Regions from separate parts of the Homo sapiens genome. Here regions 2 and 3 are each linked to region 1. A link is a loop called in an ENCODE intact Hi-C map of the cell type or tissue named here. Cell type or tissue: PC-3. All regions are shown on one strand. Links, peaks and the distances in the headings refer to the core of each region. The heading gives the core; the rest is flanking DNA.

Region 1 (4,712 bases), core at 1,248-3,747:
CATGTCCAATGCCTGATGGATGCAGGGGTGAAAAGACTCAGCCCCAATGTCTCAATTCCATCCAACACTGAAGGGACATCCCAGCTCCGGAGCACCCCGTGTGGTTGGCTGAGGCCCCTGCTGCAGGTGCACCAGAAGTCAACATCTCTTTCCACCCACTCTTGTGCCCTAACTCCGTCACAGGTGTGACTCACCAACACGCCTCACTTAAGTGTGCTGCGGGCTCATCTCTGAATCCACAGAGTCTGGTTTCAGGGAACTTTAACCTAAGACAGCCTGAGACTAGATGGATCTACAGTGGATAACCAACCGAAACAGAACAACAATTCCTGGTTCCATCAGAACATCGATGGCATACTTTTCAGGGTTGTTTCAGGCTAAATTGGAACATTGCGCTCGATGCTGAAGAATGATATTTGTTGTTTATCGTTTTACAGAATTCTTCTAACTCAGGCCCAAACATCTCCACACTGTCCCCATCCTCAAGCCCTGCTGTCCACCCCACCCCTATTTGTACAGGAGCCATTTAATAGAGCAAACAGTATTCGTTTGGCAGTTTATTTGTGCTGCACCAAAAAAAAAAACAGAGAAGCCAAAACTGAAAGAAAAAGGAAAAACAAAAAACCAGAAATGGAGAAGTGTTCCCTTTCCAGACAATCATGTAAGTATCCGTAATTAACTTATGTCTTTTTATAGAAGTTATGGATTTTTGTGTTTAAACACTGACCACAAAAAGTGACTAGTAAAATCTCTGAAAAGTTAAGGGAAGTGCTTAAATTCCAATTTTAGTAAACTTGTGTCCAATTCAATTTTCTGTGATTTTTAACAGAAATGGAATGTTGGGGAGAACTGGGAAAAAAGGGTAGTATTCTGGTTTGCATGGTAGACCCCATGTGAACAGGTGTTTAAAACTCACTGCTAGGTAAACTAGATTCAAATTCAGAACTTTTGTCGAGCAATGAATATTTCAAACTTTTACTTTTTTTTTTTTTTTTTTTTGCTGACAAAACCTTGTTTTTTCCCCCTTCCCTTTTTTTTTTTTTTTTTTTTTTTTTTTTTTCCAGCAGGAAGGCACAATCATTCTACAATGCTGCCAAATATAACAAACATCTACAGATGGGTTGGTCTGCAGCTGGAGGCTTTAACTTTGTAGTATTTATTTGAAATATCCAAGCCAGCAGAGCAGGGCTAAAGCACAGTGGGCACAATTCACAATGTTTTGGCTCTGGAGCAAATAGCAGTTGAACTTAGTTTTTTCAGCTAAAATGGAATTTATGCAGATGTGCTTTGCACTAAATTCATTAAACAATTACATCCTGGTGCAGTTTTCACATTTTTGTAAAGGATCTGCATAAGCACTAATTAGATCTAAAACAATGTTACTGGGCAAATTACAGTGCCGATTGTTCGCCTCGGCTTGCATTCCACATCTGCTTTGCAATGATGATGATAATTTAGGTGCAAGCAATACAAATGCCGGTTTTTGTTACATTTAATAGAAATATTTATTTAAAACATACTATAGATTAATTGATAATGTAACCATTTTTAAAGAGCCTCCAAATGTTTTCTCACGGACATTGAGTGGAAAAATGCAATCTGTGAAAATACAGTAGCTGAAACTTCTCACAATTGCTAACTGGCATTTCCTCAGTGAGGTTTGCTATTGAAAGGCAACTTTGCATTTCATTTGGCTTCAAGTACAAGCTGGGTTCGCTGAATTACAGCAGTGCCTTTGAGAGTGCAGCGGCATTTGACATAAAGGCGTAAAGACTTTCCTAAACAGCTCCCAGTCGTGGCAACCCACGCTACCTCTTCTTTGGTCAATCAGTTTCAAAGGCTGACTTAGTATTGGAAAATTATTTAATGGCTTAAGTATTTCAGATGTTAGAGTATGTTTTCTTTCTTCCATATTCATCTTCTTTCTACTTTGTATATCATTAAGTATAAGAAGGCATATTAACGTTTAAACATAAAATCAATTCTGCTGAAGCGAGGACATTCAGACAGGGTTTCTATGGCAACTTTGAATGTACCAACTTAATTCAGGGTTTGCTCCAACCCAGAGTCACCTCCATTATCACTCTCACCCTAGACATTCTTTAACTCGCCTGGCCAGCCATGTAGTCGGGAATCCTGAAGTGCGATCACTCTGCTCCTGCCCAGGCTAACGGCTACGACGACTAGCTAGCATTATCTCTCTCCCTGGGAAGGAGGCCAACCTGGTGAATCAGTTTGGCTTCTGGTTTCCTAAAAACCACTCCTGTTGTTTGACTTTTTGAATGGGTTACTTTTATTGTTTGATAGAGCCAGACATACAACAGCAAGCTTGGTGCCAGCACTGACAAAGATGAAAAGGCAAAATGAAACTCCGAGGGTAATTGTCATGAAAGTCCAAGTTTGGACATATCTCCTCTCTATGAGGGAACACTGTGCTAATTATTAATGCAAAGCACAGCCAGCATTCATGGTGCTCTCAAAATTTAGCATCCATGTTCATTCATTCAGTTTACTGGAGTGCTTCCCTAACCTTTACGCGGGACTTTCCATTTCATTCTGCGGTTTTTGCTAGGTAAGAGGGATTGGAACTAGAAGAGTGATAATTTCTTCTACAGCCTTAATTGGTAAGCCTGAAAATGCTGTGCTGGTGGAATATGAAATTATATCCTCTTTGAAGGAAAACATAATTTAGCACCGGGGCTTTGGGTTGTTTGAAGGTAAAATGTATTATGCCTGTGGAAAAGGCAAAGCAATATTTGTAATAAAAGACGTCATTTTTTAAAGACTCAGAAAAAAGAGAATAATTAGTATTTCCTAACTTGAACCCAAAATTCTTCTTGATTCACCCTGGGAAGATGGTTGGTTCTATATTTTATTTCCATTTTGTGTTTTACCGTAAGGGGGAAAGAATGAGGATTTAATTTTTACCAAATTAAAAGTAATGTGAGAGTTATTTCCCAAACTCCCAAAAGCTGCCTTTGGGCTGGGGAAAAATGGAGAAAACTCTAACCAAAACACTGAAATTTATTTATTTATTTATTTATTTATTTATTTATTTCTTACTTATTTGTTTACTTACTTATTCATTTATTTGAGACAAGGTCTCACTCTGTCGCCCAGGCTGGAGTACAGTGGTACAATCTTTATTCACTGCAGCCTCCAACTCCCAGGCTCAAGCAATCCTCCCTCTTCAGCCTTCTGAGTAGCCAGCACTAGAGATGCATGCCACCACACCTGGCTAATTTGTAACAATTTTTTAGAGACAGGGTCTTGCTATTTTGCGAAGGCTGGTCTCCAACTCCTGGGCTCAAGCAATTCTCCCACCTTGACCTCCCAAAGTGTTACTGGTGTGAGCCACTGGCCAAAGACACTGAAATTTTAGAAAGTTACGAACAGTGAAGGAGTTATTATGGTAACTTCTTCAGTCATAACAGCATTAATCATTCCCGTAGCTGAGAAAAAGTTTAGGTAACTTCTGAAGTGATAACTAAATGAAAGAACAGAGCTCTTGGCAAAACTGACTTAATGCAACTGTTGTACCTTTTGGCTAAAGGGAATCTCATTTGTGGTTTGATGGCACAGACGATACCATTTGCTCCTCCTAACTTTCTAAGTTGCTGGATAGTGACCATCTATGGCCCTATGGGGCCAGAGGCAACTCTGGGTTCTATTTTACCTCTCTCCTTCTTTCTTGGCCTTCTTCTTTCTCCCATTCCACAAGAGTTTCTGGTTCTTTCTCTGGGCCAAGGAATCTATTAGGCACTGTAGAACCAGAGACGAGTATGCCAGAGGACCTGCCTTTGTGGATTCACACTCTGGTAGGGAAGAGTCACGCATCCTTATCCAACAGGGCACAGACTTGTCATCCCTGATAGAGATCCTAGGCCATGTACTGGGAAAAACCCAGAGGTTGGGTGGCTATAGTCGTTAGGAAATAATCTTACTTCCTGGACTACTTTGTATTTGCTGGATTGAACTCCTGAATTTTATTAGTCAGAACATATTATCCAATATTATGTTACATATTATTGCATATCTGATATAATATTACATGTATAAACTGATCCACTAATGTCCATCAGGACAAATACAAATTGTTGTAATTGAGGATGCTGATAATGGAGGATGACGTTCCTCAGCCCTCAGAGTGTCTCTTCATAAGGCCTTGTAGAAATTGCCAGCATTAAAATTCCCTCTTAAATGAATCTTCTTTAAGGAGCTTATCCTTTTAACCAGTTTAACTTTATATTAACTGGATTAACTTTAAATCATCAGCACTTTCAGGCACTTCTGGTAGAAATTTGCCAGTCTAGATGTTGCTTCTGCGCTGGTCGAGTGGCTATGTCTCTCCTTGTAGTGGTGTCATCTGTGTGTCCCAGACAGCAAGAGCTCCTTGCTGTATAAGAGAGGAGAATCTCACATTTGGGCTTCTGTGTCAGAAAGGCTAACACTATAGAGAAAGGAGCATATGAGAGATTTTATTTTATGTATTTATTTATTTATGTTTGAGATGGAGTTTGCTCTGTTGCCCAGGCTGGAATGCAGTGGTACCATCTCAGCTCACTGCAACCTCCTTCTGCTGGGTTTAAGCAATTCTCCTGCCTCAGCCTCCAGAGTAGCTGGGATTACAGGCATGCACCACCACGCCCTCCTAATTTTTGTATTTTTAGTAGAGATGGGCTTTCACCATGCTGGCCAGGCTGGTCTTGAAC
Region 2 (4,712 bases), core at 1,083-3,582, 300 kb before region 1:
GCTTTAAACCTCCATGAGGAGAAGAAATATTATTTTTAGCTAGGTGTTCCAAAGTCTCATTTTAAAGATAATAACCCAAATACAGCTTAAGTACTGGCCGTAGCAGAGAAAAGTTCAGCTCCAAAATAAACTGAGGTTACTTTTTTAAGTATGAAAAATAATTTTGTAGAACAAAATGTGAAATCAGCTGGCCAGGCACAGTGGCTCACGCCTGTAATCCCAGCACTTTGGGAGGCCAAGGCGGGTGGTTCACAAGGTCAGGAGTTACAGACAAGCCTGGCCAACAAAGTGAAACCCCGTCTCTACTAAAAATACAAAAATTAGCCAGGTGTGGTGGCACGTGCCTGTAGTCCCAGCTACTCGGGAGGCTGAGGCAGGAGAATCGCTTGAAACCCTTGAACCCAGGAGGTGGAGGTTGCAGGGAGCTCAGACCATGCCATTGCACTCCAGCCTGGGTGACGGAGTGAGACTCCATCTCAAAAACAAACAAACAAAAGAACAAAATTTGAAATCATCATCACTAAATAACCACTAATACCATACATCCGAAATACTTTTATCCAACTGTTTTCTTTATATTTTCTTTAAATAATTTATTTCCCTCCACATTTATAAAACAATCATATATCCCTAAATAAACATAAGGTTCCAAGAAACAACCTTCTATCTGTGACCATTCTCTCAAACAGCCTCTACAGCTTGGTATTCTTATTCTATGATAGTCAGAGCATTATATAAATACTCCAATTGTAATAGCTACAGAGCTCTAGACTTGCACATAACACCTAATAAAAATACTAACAGCTACTACTGAATTCATTCAAGACATTCTAAATATATTATCTCATTTTGTTTTCACAAGATCCTTGAATAGCAAGTATTGTTTCCTTCTTTCAAAAGATGAAGAAATTCACATTTAAATAGTTTAAGTGACTATGAGTAAATTCACTCATCTAAGTTAAGTGATATTTAAATCTGGTCTTTGTAACTTCAAAGACATTCTGCCTTTAATATTTCAATCACCTTAATATGTATACTTGCCTGTACTACTAAGATTTAGCAAATGGCTCTGAAAGAATCAGAAGTAACATATCATTAATAAAGCATAGACCTGCAAGTTTGCTTGTGTATAAAAGTTGGTATAAGCTTGCTTTTCCCAGTCACTCATTAATATCCTGACCACTGACAAACCATACCCTCTCACTTTAATAACAAACACCTTCTACTTAAAAAATGGCATACTGCTCGCCTCCAAACTTGGTAGGGATATTAGGATTGACTATGAAACTGTAAATACATGGACATAATCCTACACACAAATATGGATATATTCACGGCCACCTATATAAAAGAAATAAATACATGAGACAAAGGAAAAGTCAAGGTGGCTGATGATTTTCTATGCCTTTTCAGCAAACACGGATTAGAGTCACTTGAGTAAAAACTGACGGTGAGAGAGAAAGTTTTTTCTAGATAGACCTGACCTCTATTTCTTTATGAAAAGCAGAAAATAACAGATAACCTTCCTTTAATTCTTTCAGAAAGACATTACTCTGGACACGAAGCTCTGTCAGTACGTTGGCCTTTCAACCATGCTTTGGGCAATTTCTGCTTGATAATTATGCAACAAAACCTTAAATGTTTTAGGAAGGCATGAGTTCCAAAAGTCAACATAAGCACTTTTTAATTCTCCACACATATTTTTTTTTGAAATGTTAAGTCCACATTGGGCGGAAAAAAGAAAAAAGGAGAAAAGTCAGAGCTTCTCTTTTTTGTTTTCTAGTTATTCCATTCATATTGATTGGTTCTGAAATGTTACAAAAATTTTTGGTGTTCTAGAAAATAAGTAATATGGAAAATTTTTACCTAAGGTCACTGTTTCTTCTCAATTATTTAAGGTGAAAGTAATAAACCAGACATTTAAGTAAACATGCTCACTTCCATCTAAATATAAATGTTATCACAGCATTTGAAAACATTCCAGATATATCAAATCTCTAACACCTAATGTCAAGAATGTATCAGAAGGAAATATACAACCAACTCATTAATGCTTGATAAAAATGCACGCTTGTCATTTATAGAATCCATGACAACCATGAGAAAAAGAGTATGTACTGATCAAAAAGGCCAGGTTACTATATAACTTTGTTTCACAACTAACGACATTTAAGTTCAAAGTATTATGGAATTACTTACAAAATAAACTGGGTACTCTCTACCTCACCCCTAGTGGTAGGCTATGAAACAAATCGATTCAGTTTAAAATAGTTTATGTGCCGACTAGTGTTAAAACGTTCATGTATGCATTAAGATCACACCAAATCACCTGACTGATTCCTTCATCAAAAGCTCCTCTTGGCAGTTAGCAGTACACACCTAACATTAGCCAAACAGGTTATCTACCATCAACACGGAGAAATAAGAAACTTTGTATTGCCATTTAAAGAAGTTGCTTTCTAAAACTAGACATGAATAAGGGAGAGAAGAGGAAGTATTAAACCCCTAAACTAATTAACGAAATAAGGGAGGGGGGATGCAGGAAAACAATGATAATTAGTATGTACCCTTGGTTAACCAAATCCACACATACATTCATTCTGTATATGCACAAACATCAGCAGCATCATAAACCGTCTCAAGTTCTAGCCATTATTCAGTTCGACATCTGCACATGTTTATGCGTCTCTCCAAACAACCTCTTGAACACCCTGCTGGAGCTGTCATTTTTTTCTTCTCCCTATCTGGCAGATGGCAAGTCAACAATCGGCATCAACAGCAGCCGAATATCTCCCCCTCCATCCTACCCCCCTAAACAGACACAATAATAACTTCTTTGTGCTTCCCTACAATGCAGCTGCTTAAACCATTTCGCTACAAGGCTGCTTTGCCTTAATAAAAAAAAAAAAAAAAAAAAAAAAAAAATCCCTTCTGTCAAGTCTAAAAAGCAGCATAATGTTAAGCAAGCTAAAGCCACAGCACAGCTGCAAACGGGCAGACACATTGACAGCTCCTCCCTTAACAAAGCCCTGTGAATTGAAGGGGGTTCATCTGAGGCTCACACAGTAATTAGTATAAAAAAGTCCGACAGCCTCTATTATGCTAAGGGAAAAAAAAACTGGACAGAACTGGGCTGCTGTTTTGCGTCAAGAGTTCTGCTGCAGAGTAGATAAATCATGTTGGGTTTTTTCCTCTCTTTTTAAAGACAGTAATAAGGAGGATGAGAGAAGCTAATTTGAAAACTTGGACACAGTAATTGTACCATATGGTGAGCATTTATCCTTTCTGAAATGCACGCTAACAGTCACTTACATGCACACTGCTTTGTTTTACAGTTGTTATTCTCTCTACCATATTCATAAAATGGATTTGAATATCTGATACTCAAGATAAGTTGTGTGTAATTAGCAAGAGAACTGCCTAGGTTTAATTTATTGGCCTTGCACTGCAATCTAGTAAAATGCAAAACAAAATTAAACAATGTGTCCACTTTGTACAGATATTTTTTCTTTAACTCAACAAAACACTAATGAATACAAGTTCATTGGAGTGTTTCTAAGTTAAGGCACAGTGTATTTTGAAAATTCCAACAGAATAAACTATAGCTGTTGATAAGATTTCTGATATGTCACCATAAGAATAATTTTTCAGAAAGATCACCTGGTTTAATTTTGTATTTCACTGAAGCAGATGTAACTCTTCCTCATATACATCAGTAAACCTAGATGCAAGAGAAATTTCCTTGCATATGTCCTAAAAATTTTAGGAAAAGAAATTCTGTCATTTATTAAATAGTTATTAAGTACTCTGTGCCAAGCACCTATCTGGCACGGGGAGGAGAATATAGAAAAGCTTTCACATTTTTTTTAAATCTAAACATAAATTGACTTATTTTGTCTACTTCAAAATTCTATAAAAATCTACTATTTGAAGAAAGACTTTAATAACACTAATAGTACACTGGTTATCATGGCACAATATATATCAAAATATATAGGGAACAAGATTAGTTTAATCAGAAGTAAATTCACTGTAATGACATCTGTGTGACCCTTTTAGGTAAAATATTCTGTGTTTACTCAATATAAACTATGTTCTAAAACTGACATACTCAACTAGAACTCATATGAATCCTTTAAATTTCAAGTGGAGTAAAATCACTGGTTTGAATTTCTACAGCATCCATTTGACCACAAGTATCCTTCTGATCAATATTTTGGGGACATGAAGAAGCAGAATATTTTAAGGTATTGTTAGTTCAAGACAGAACTAAGAGTCCCTACTAAAGCTTGAAGTAATCTGTCTTTAGAAGAAAGACTGTGACTCCACCCAGGAAATTGGGCATAATTACATTAAGAAGGAATGGCTTCATCCAGAAAGTACCACTAATAATTTTCTACAATAAATCTCCATTTTGGCTTAACAGAAATAAACTTGGTCACCCACTACTAGTATAGTGGCTTCCCTTTATGCTACTGGTATTGGGCCATATGACCAATTTACACCTTGGATAAAAATATTCACTTTTGTATACTGCTTTACAGTTTACCAAATATTTTTAAATATTAACATGGGTCTTAAAAGTTCATTATACTGGGCCGACTTTGGTTTCGACATAGACAGATGTTTTGATTGAGAAATATGTGACCAACAACAGAAGTCTGATTCTGCATACTTTCAAACTGGGTGAATCCTACTGTATTAACAATGTC
Region 3 (4,712 bases), core at 1,083-3,582, 170 kb before region 1:
AACACTCTAAAGTTAACTGTTAAACAGCTATAAGTTTAATCATAAAGGCAACCAAAAAATAAAAGGAAGAAGGTAGGATCAGTATTAAAAGTTAAATCCTTCTATTTTTCACAATGGGGAGATATTAGGTTACTGAAGGTTAAAGTTTAGTATATTATATAAAAAACTGGCATAATGATGAGACAATTAAAAATAGGAAAAAAAGTTCTAAAATGATTATCTCTGACAAAGGAGGTAGAAAAGATAGGGAGATTTTTATTTTTCATTTTATACCTTTGTGTGTTATTCAAATTTTTATGTTTATGCAACTATTCATCTCAAAATAAGCACATACACATTATTAGAAACACATACACATACACATCTCAAAATAAACACATACACATTATTAGAAAAATGATGGCAAATTCTTATTCATTTTTTTTTCTATAGTCCATGGACTAAATACTTTCTATTATGGTATTTCAAAGATATAATTAATTAAACAGACTAAAGAATCATCCTAAACCTTTGATAAATATGTGGAGATAGCAACAGCTTACATTGTGTTAGAACTGTCAAAATAAATCCACAACCATCATCTCATTTAACCCTCAAAACCATCTTGTGAAAGCAGATTTTAGAGATTAGTAAAGTAAAACTCAAAAAGGTTCAAGTGATTTGCCATCCCCCTCCAAAAAAAGTAGAATAATATAAATACGTTTAAAAAGTAAATCAAAAAAGCCTTTATAAAGCACTGAAATCTGAAAATGCTTTCGTAATTTATAACAGGAGAATGACATTGAAAGAAATTACACTTGACAATACAAATGGTCAGGCACATCGGAAAACAGCTGGGCAGTTTGTTAAACATATACTTCTTATAAAGTTAAACACACACTTACCATATGACCCAGCAATATCATTCCTAAGTTATTACCCAAGACAAATGAAAACACATTACACAAAGACATGCACTCTAATGTCCAGACTCTTTATTCGTACTAACCAAAAGCTAGAAGCAGCCCAAATGTCCAACAAGTGATTAACAGATAAACTGTGATATATCCAGACCATGAACTACTACTCAACCATAAAAAAAAAGCTAATGATATACAAGACATGGATGAATATTAACAGTATTATGCTATGTAAAAGAAATCAGCCATAAAAAAACTATGTACTGCATGATTCCATTTATATGAAATTCTAGAAAAGCAAAATTATAGTAACAGCAGATAAAGTGGTTGCCAGGGTTAAGGGATGAGGACTGGGCTGCAAGGGAGAACAAAGGAACCTCTCGGGTTAATGAAAATAACCACTATATCGTTTTCAGAGTGTTTGTTACACTACTGTGTATCTCTGGCAAAACTCATCAAATTATGACTTTACATTGCTTAATTTTATTATGTAAGTTACGACTTAATAAGGCTCATTTAAAAAATAATCCATAATCACATTTAACTATGACAACAGCTTTTCAGGATAGGTATTTACTACAGACCTTCAAAAAATATTAAAATCAATATTAGGAGGGAACTTGTAACCATAAAGTAGATATACAGGAACTAAAAGGTTCTGAGAATGGAACAGTCCTCATCCTACTCGACGTGGCCATGTGGGTAAACAGTAGTTGCCTAGCAACTAATCTAAACTCTAAATTTCTAATAAATATATTGACCACATAAGCAGGTGATCTCACAGATGATAAACCGCTTTACATCGAAGGGTTCTTCCTTTAATAATAAAAAATAATAATGTGCTTAAGTTATTTATCTAAAGTAGGAGTGAACAAGGTGTATTAAACCTAGATGATGAAAAATAAAAATACGAAATTAAACATAAACATACACACACAAAAAATCCTTGTCCTCATTTGGCCTTTTACGTCAGGACTTTACTTACCAAATTTATGGGATTAATCCATGAGTTTGCGGGTGAACCCTTTCCCCTTTTCTACTTTAAGCCATTCCCCTACAACCATTCAAACTGGCTTAATTCTCTTATTTATATATTTACATGTGATTAAATGCATATAGGATCGTACTTTTACATATATTAAATGATTCTAAAGATATCTCTCCAGATTACAGAACCTGTAGACACCACAGAAAAATACAACACTTTCTGTAACACGCTACACACAACATACCAGAAAGTCAAACCTAACTTAACTAGATTATAAATGCTCAAAATCAAGAATTACAAAAAAATCCCTTAATAACAAGCAAATTCCTAACACACGTTAAATATATCATTTCTCTCTTACTAGACATAGCATGACACAGTTTAACAGTATCAGAAAAAAGATCAACTTCTAAGACACCACTCACTGCTAGCACTCTTACCAACCGTATTATTTTTGGTTTGCGGAGCACTTACCCCTCTTCTGAACCCAACCTTCTTTCACAATGGTAACATCGCTCATGATGACTCCCCTCTGAGCCCCCAACTTGGAGAAATGGTACTTTGTGATATCAGCTTTAGGGTTTGGATTCTCTGCTGCTGCTGCCCTTCCCACTCTCTAGTGATGACTCAGCCTGGAAGGAAGTATTGAAGAAAGAATTTTTTTTCCATTCTTGCAACTCACAGAGCAATAACAAACAACTAATTCTTTGTAAATGTCTTCAACTGGCCTGACCTCACATAAAAGTCTGGCTCTTCAAACTGGGGAACTTATTTATTAAATAGTTCTATAATGAAAGCACTTCCCTAGTCTTGTGACCAATTTCAAATGATAGTGAAACTTTTAACCTAAGAGGTTGCAACAAAAAAGTCTTAAGAAAACCAGTCACGCCTACCCAAATAATAGAGAAAATTTGTTTGGTGATGTGTATTTGAGGTGAAGAGGGAAGAGAATGAAAGTTAATTGCCCTAAATCCCTGTAATTTCAGAAGCAATTGTAAATTTTTTGTTTTTTTTTTTTTTGAAACGGAATCTCACTCTGTCGCCAGGCTGGAGTACAGTGGCGCGATCTCTGCTCACTGCAACCTCCACCTCCCAGGTTCAAGCGATTCTTCTGCCTCAGCCTCCCAAGCAGCTGGGACTACAGGTGTGCGCCACCACGCCCTGCTAATTTTTGTATTTTTAGTAGAAACGGGGTTTCACCATATTGGCCAGGCTGGTCTCAAACTCCTGACCTCATGATCCACCCGCCTCAGCCTCCCAAAGTGCTGGGATTACAGAAGTGAGCCACCACAACCAGTCGTGAATACTTTAAGTGATATAAAATACAACGTACCAAGAACTCATCATTTACGTATTCTTACTCTGCCTGTTCCAAGAAATATTTTAAGGAGATTAAAAAATAATTGATTTCATATTATGTACTTATTATAAAGTAAAGTGAAACAAAGGGAATATGAAAGTAGAAAAAAATATTTAGTACTCAAGATGTGCCAAGAACTGTTACGGGTACTTACATCTATTATTCTTATGTGATCTTTATAACCTTATGAGGATACTATTAATTCCATTTCACAGACAAGGAAACTGAGGCTCACACAGATAAACCAACTTGCTCAATTTCAACACACCTAGTAAATGTGGAGCCAAGATCTGAACCCAGGCTGTCTGACTCCAGAGCCTGCATTCCAAAACTATACTGCCTTAAGATAAAAAGAAGTCAGAGTAAAGGCATACATACTTGGGAAAGATACGTCACAAATTTGGCATGGAGCTCTTGGGAAGACAATGCAAATAACAAAACACAACAGGCTTTCCTATTTACAGTATCCAAAAAAAATTTTTTTTTGAGATGGGGTTTCCCCCCATCATCCAGGCTAGAGTAGAGTGGCACAATCATAGCTCACTGCAGCCTCCAATGGGGGTCAAGCAATCCTCCCACCTCAGCCTCCTGAGGAGCTGGACTACAGGCAGGCATCACCATGCCTAGCTAATTTTTAAAAAAAATTTTTGTGGAGATGGGGTCCCGCTATATTGTCCACGCTGCACAAATTTTTTTAAAAAGCAAAAAAAGTTCCTCAGAAGAAATACAACTTTTCCTGGGACAAACATCGAATTTATCCCATGGGTCTTCTTCATAAGATGTATGCGGGAAAGTCCTCAAAAACACCCTCCCATATACAGCAATGAGTTTTACAGGGTCATTGCTTATTGTCACTCTCAAACTAAAAAGGAAAATGCCAACATAAAATTAGTAAATCCATTTGCACAGAAGGGGACCAAAAAATGTGGTCCAGGTACACCAGTGTTATGTGGTCAAGAATCATATCATAAATTTTAGATAACTAGAAAAATGGATAGATGGACTACACAAACATACTCTCTCAACTTGGTTTGTGATAAATGATACATAGCAGTTAAGTTCAGTGTTAGACTCCCAACCTAGCGCTAAATTAGACTACAGGTCATTCTTCAATGCAAATTAAGTGTGGAGCTTAACCATTTAACAGTCAGGAATCAAGACTAAACATTCTCTAGACAGCCTGACTAAATAGCCTGACAAAAGCTATGTAGCTGAATGCAAGACCACCAGCCTCATGTATTATGAGGTCACAGGCAGAACCTATAGGTAAGGCTGAGACTCCTCAAAATCACCATGAGTCTGTTGCTGTAGAGTGTCAAAAAGGGATATTAGTTTGTAATCCCAGCACTTTGGGAGGCCAGGGCAGGAGGATCACTTATGTCCAGGAGTTCAAGGCCAGCCTGGGCAACATGGCAAAACCCATCTCCACAAAAAATACAAAAATTAGCTGGGAGTGGTGGCAGGC

Evidence for each region. A loop is a pair of places that touch in the nucleus more often than their neighbours do. Peaks named below come from ENCODE experiments on the same cell type or tissue, not always from the same donor. Only the 100,000 strongest peaks of a DNase experiment are listed, where the experiment ranks them.
Region 2: it touches region 1 in a loop (2.3-fold over the local background); 2 of 110 quality-filtered maps call a loop at or near these places.
Region 3: it touches region 1 in a loop (3-fold over the local background); 3 of 110 quality-filtered maps call a loop at or near these places.

What each region holds. Positions count from the first base shown.
Region 1 is chr1:244,010,260-244,014,971 of GRCh38, forward strand. It overlaps LINC02774 (long intergenic non-protein coding RNA 2774), which reads left to right. Exons shown (of 12, transcript NR_033883.1): 6 at 438-661. Among named protein-coding and RNA genes, the nearest start is that of ZBTB18, 39 kb to the right of the region's middle. In PC-3, for the core only: no CTCF peak of the experiment used is centred there; a DNase peak (open chromatin) is centred at 2,222; H3K4me3 peaks cover 605 bases.
Region 2 is chr1:243,710,850-243,715,561 of GRCh38, forward strand. All of the region lies in intron 2 of AKT3 (AKT serine/threonine kinase 3), which reads right to left. Among named protein-coding and RNA genes, the nearest start is that of AKT3-IT1, 81 kb to the right of the region's middle. RefSeq lists an enhancer at 2,316-3,742. In PC-3, for the core only: a CTCF peak has its summit at 2,230; no DNase peak of the experiment used is centred there.
Region 3 is chr1:243,840,764-243,845,475 of GRCh38, forward strand. AKT3 (AKT serine/threonine kinase 3) reads right to left here. Exons shown (of 14, transcript NM_005465.7): 2 at 2,362-2,519. The coding sequence starts at 2,407. Among named protein-coding and RNA genes, the nearest start is that of AKT3, 7.1 kb to the right of the region's middle. In PC-3, for the core only: no CTCF peak of the experiment used is centred there; a DNase peak (open chromatin) is centred at 2,578; H3K27ac peaks cover 925 bases.